2 separate regions of the Mus musculus genome follow, and region 2 is linked to region 1. A link is a loop called in an ENCODE intact Hi-C map of the cell type or tissue named here. Cell type or tissue: left cerebral cortex. All regions are shown on one strand.

What was found. A loop is a pair of places that touch in the nucleus more often than their neighbours do. Peaks named below come from ENCODE experiments on the same cell type or tissue, not always from the same donor. Only the 100,000 strongest peaks of a DNase experiment are listed, where the experiment ranks them.
Region 2: it touches region 1 in a loop (6-fold over the local background); 25 of 42 quality-filtered maps call a loop at or near these places.

What each region holds. Positions count from the first base shown.
Region 1 is chr10:121,032,827-121,035,326 of GRCm38, reverse strand. Wif1 (Wnt inhibitory factor 1) reads right to left here and starts at 1,323. Exons shown (of 10, transcript NM_011915.2): 1 at 837-1,323; 2 at 222-361. The coding sequence starts at 984. In left cerebral cortex, a CTCF peak has its summit at 1,343 (motif pointing right); DNase peaks (open chromatin) are centred at 915, 1,230 and 1,844; H3K4me3 peaks cover 1,226 bases.
Region 2 is chr10:121,255,379-121,257,878 of GRCm38, reverse strand. No RefSeq gene overlaps it. Among named protein-coding and RNA genes, the nearest start is that of Gm35404, 14 kb to the right of the region's middle. In left cerebral cortex, a CTCF peak has its summit at 1,233; a DNase peak (open chromatin) is centred at 1,246.

The sequences.
Region 1 (2,500 bases):
TCCATTTACTTGGCAACTTTAAATACATTGGAACTGATCCCTTGTGTGCTCTGGCAACCAGGCAAGAACTTGTATGGAATTTTAAATGGTATACATCACACCACTATTATTACTACGGGCCACCGGAGCTACATCACACACCATTATTATTACTATGGGCCACGGGAGAATTGAAATACAAAAGAGTGCCTTTTCTCTACCGCTCTGTTATCAGAACTTACCTGCCCCGCAGCTTGCCAGGTAAAATTCATGGAGTGGATATTGACAGGAATGGCTGGCATTCTTTGTTGGGCTTTCCTGAAATCATGTGTAAAGGGGGCCATTTTCCCCTCCGAGACAATCAGAATGTCTTCTTCAAATCCTGTTGTGTAAATAATAAACAAACCTATCAAACTAGTTGCGTTTCTAAGAAACAGACGTTTCATGTAGAAAGCAAAACCCCTGGGAACCAGTGCAGGTCACTGCTTTTCATAAAGCACCTGCCTTTGATACCAACAACAGTACCAGAGTTATTTTTCCTCTCTCTGTGGTAAAAAAAAAAAAAAAAAAAAAAAAAAAAAAAAAAAAAAAAAGTGCTTACAGTGAAGTAAGCGGGTGCCACCGCTGGATTCCTGTTACAAATCTGCAGTCAGGACTAGCAACAGCAGGGCTGGGATGTTGGGTCGGCTTTGCTTTTTTGAGAAAAAAATCTCATAAGCCTCTAAATAGAGAATCCTGATTTTTAAAAAGAGGGGGCAGTCACCCTTGAAGTTGTTTTAAAACACACTCGGTGCACGTGTCTCCGCTCTAATGGAAAAACTGAGGACCACTGGGAAGGTGCAGATGCCGGACCTTACCTATGAGCACTCTAGCCTGATGGGCGTCGATCCACAGGTACAAGCTCTCCTCAGGTGGCTGCCCTGCATCCGCTCGCAGCAGGAGCAGGCAAGGTAGGATGCTCCAGAGCCGGAGCGCGAAAGCAGGGAAGGCTCTTCTCCGAGCCATGGTGCTCAGGACCTTCTCGCTGGTGGTGCAACTCCTGCCGCAGCGACCCAACCTGTGCTGCTTGTGAAGTTCTCGCCTTGGCTGCAGCTGGCGGGGCTGGAGCTGTTCCTACTTAAACGACTGGGCGTGCAAGTCTCCAGTCTCCGTTGCGAGTGAGCCTGGGAGTGCTGGAGAGGAGGGAGCAAGGAGGGAGTGGATGCGCGGCCGCGTAGAAAGAGGTGGGGGCTGGAGGGAGAGGGGGACGCAGAGACACGATGCTGGCAAAGCTGGCAATGCCAGCACGTCCCACAGCGCCAGCAGCTAGAGGAGCACACTCGAGAGGGAGGAACCGCGGGAACTGCTGGCAAAAGGCGAGCACTGAGAGCGGCCGGTGGTGTGCAGGCGGTCGCCACTAGGGAGCGCTGCGGAGCCGCGGGGGCGGGGCCGCGGTACCCGGTAGACCCCGCTCGCCTGCGCCAGGTGAATGAAAACGGGGACACAACCAAGAAACACACCCAAAGGGACTTCTGGGTCATCACTCAGGCCTCCTGCCGCCCGAAGAGACACGTGTGGATGGCCGGGGTGCTATAAACAAACAAACAAAAAAATCTGGGCTCGATTCGTGGTCAAAGATAAATTCCGTTTAACAGTGGAGCTAACGGAAAGCACATAGCCAGCCCACCCTTTCTCTTCGAACTACATTTCAGACTGCATCTCTGTGTGCCTGTCTGCAAACTCTGACTTCTCTAGCTGACAGTTTGCGCTCTCGCTCTCTCTCTCCTAGGAAGTTAAATACTGAGACTCCACAGGCTAGTCGGGCTACTGCAGGCGCTGGTCCTCGCAGGACGTTCATTTATTTCTGCACTGGACAGACACCCGACAGGTGGCGTGGTTTGTCTTCTTGATAACCCAGTTGCACCCGGAATAGTTCCCTAGGACCTCGATGATAGCTGTAATCCCTTTCCCCCCATCCCTGCTCTACGACGGTAGGACTCCCCTTAAAATTGGATTTGGGGGAAAACATTAGGAGGCTCACGCCCAGTCTCTGAAATCTTAGGCGCTTGAGGGTAAGACTGAGGGTCTGGTGGGAGAGCACTTAGCTAGCGGCGGCTTGCAGCATTACCTCTGCACGGAAGGCTTTTTTGCCTGCCTCCTTGAACGTACAGAGAAAGCAGAAACAAATGGTTTTTCAAAAACACAGAAAGTTTTCAGACCCCGGAAAAGCTTTGTTTACTTTTTTTTTTTTTTTTTTTTTTGCACCCAGTGGCTTTCTAGCAAATGCCCCCCAAGGATCTAGACTCTGGCGCTGGGCTGTGTTCCCTTCTGTCCTTTGTAGAGCGGTGGGTCTCTCAGCAGGGGATGGCAAAAACAGAAACTACAGAATAGAAGCCGGACTTGGACGCGTACATGTTCAACAAATGTTAGGTCACAAGCATATTTTTTTAAAAGAAGGAGGAATGGGAAGGGAGGAGGAGGAGGAGAGAAGGAGGAGGAGGAGGAGGAGGAGGAGGAGGAGGAGGAGGAAGAGGAGAAGAAG
Region 2 (2,500 bases), 220 kb before region 1:
GCAGGATGCCATCCGTAACTACCAGGGATCTCAGTCGGTTTCTTCTCGGGTGGGAAACAGTGGCACCTGGGATGTTTGCTTGTGGGTCCCAGTCTCCTGTGTACCCAGTTGCTGCTGGGGTACCGCAGGGAGTAGGCACGGGGATCCCTGGTCTTCGCTTCCCCTCAGGGTGTCTGTGGCCAAGCAGGAAGAGGAAAGGCTGCCTGTTAGGTTCAGAATGAATCCCAAGAGTACAGAGGGGCTGGGAGAGAGAAGGCCTTCTTCCTGGAGATTTGGGCGTGGCTTTTTACCACGAAGCCCCGCCCCCGCCCTACCCCCCCCCCCCCCCCCCTTCGTGGCTATTCGTAAGGAAGAGACTATTCTTGCTTGTCCAAACTTTTATTTGATTGCAAATGTAAATGCATACACCTTACTCTGGGTGAACCAGGGATTAAATACATTTTGCAGGAAGGGATGCCCAGGGAGGGAAGCTCATTGGCCTATCTTGATACCTCATTAGCATGGAGAACTCCAGGTTTTTATGCTATGTGGCTGATTGCATGGTCTGCTGGGTGTTTGTGTGTTCATGCGTGTGTGCCATGGTTACACACAAGTAACATAGTTACACGAACAAGTAGATCGTGGCAGGAAGCTGGCTCCACTCCTGCCCTTCTTAATTCTGAGATTCTGAGTCTGCTCAGCCTTACCAGTTCTTCTGTCTGGTGGCAGGCCACTTGTTCCACAAGGGAGGACATCAGCTATCCTATCACTTTACCCCTTATTCCTTTGAGACAGAGTCTCTCACTAAACCTAGTTAGGCTGGCTGGCAAACCTCTGCAAGCCCTCCTGTCAATCCCAGCATCCCCTGCACTCTAGGATGAGAGGTGAATGTGTCTTCTTCATGAGAGTTTTAAAGTTTCATCAGTGTAGTAAGCAAACAACTGGCCACCACAGATGTTAGGTAGTAGTTTTCATATGCAGTACACACTAGCAGCCGCCTAGGGTATGTGCATTCTGGAAAAGACTCTGGCTGTGCATCGACTATCAGGGGATTAAGAGTAGAGTTAACCTACATTCTGGGATGAAGTGTTCAGTAAATTCCAGATGGGTCAAGTTAATGATTGTCTTCTGCACTCGTTTTCCCAATCATCTGTCAGGTTACATCTACTTGAGAGGAGAGAGAGCAAGCTTTGGGGTCTCCCTTTCTCTATTACTGGCACTGGAGGACTTGCGATTCATCAATCTGACCACTAGATGCCGCTGTTGCTTCACGTGAACATTGCCATCTGCCGGACTGCGAGGGCTGTGTGTATGTAGGGGCACTTCCCGCTGCCCTTTAGGTTACAAGGATGGCTCTTTTGTTTTTCCTATGTCCTCGAGCCCATTTTGTTCATTCGCAGACATATGTACTCGCAAGTATGTACATATGTATTCGCAAGAGGCGCTCAGGTACAAAGTTTGCTGCCAAAGACTTCCGCGTCTTGATGAATGGTTTCAAATAACTTTCTTTTAAAACTTGCTAGAGGCTACACAAGGTGTCTGTCCCAGGCTGTACAGAAGGCAAAGTGCGGCAGCCCTCCTTTGAAAATAATATGTAAGGTAAGGTGTCACACTGGGGACAGGAGTAAAGGTCACCCTCCTGGGTGCAGAGCTAGCAATGGAATAGATGCTCTCTGTATGTCTTGATGTTCCAGAGACCTCGGAGCTGGAACAACTCTGGAAGGAGATCGGTTCAACCTCTTCTTTACAGAGACCAACAATTTGGCAACCTCATCAGTGGACCAGTGCCTTTGTGGATACCCTCTCCACACCTCCCTACTGATGAGATACGCATGGGGCAGTTTCGCTAAAGAGTGTAATCTGCGTATGCTCTAATTAGCCTGCCTTCTATGGCCCAGGATCTCCTCTCATGATTTCCAGCTCAGAGTCATTCAATACCCATTTACTGAGCAGTTTGAAGTCCAAGGTCCTATGCTAAGTCTTCTCAGGGTCTGTTCCATAGGTACTTGAGATCGATCTGACTAATTTTTACAGGCTCCAATTCTATATCAAGAAATGTAAGAGAAGCTAGATTCCACTCATCGATGGTGTTTTACAAATCTCAAGTGGTGACTTAGTTCCATGGTTTTAGTAAAATGTGGTACAGATGGACGTCTGTCCAGGGAATGTGCAGAGCAACAGTGTGGGTGAAGGGCATCGGACACAGGTAGCACAAGGTATACACACCACGTGCCCTTGAAGTCTGCGGTGCCTCCTTTTCTCTGCCTTCCTCCCTTCCTCCTTCTCTCCCTCCCTTGCTCTGTCCCCTCCCTTCCTTCTTCTCTCAAGTCTCATATCCATTCACATCCCCTCTCTCTGTGTCTCTGTCTCTCTGTCTGTCTGTCTGTCTGTCTCTGTCTCTGTATCCCTGACTGGCCTCAAAATCATGGCAATCTTCTGGGTCAACCTCTTCAACGGTAGGATGGTAACCGGGAGCCACCACCCCTGGTCCGACCTTTAGTTTATCGAGCTCAATAACTGT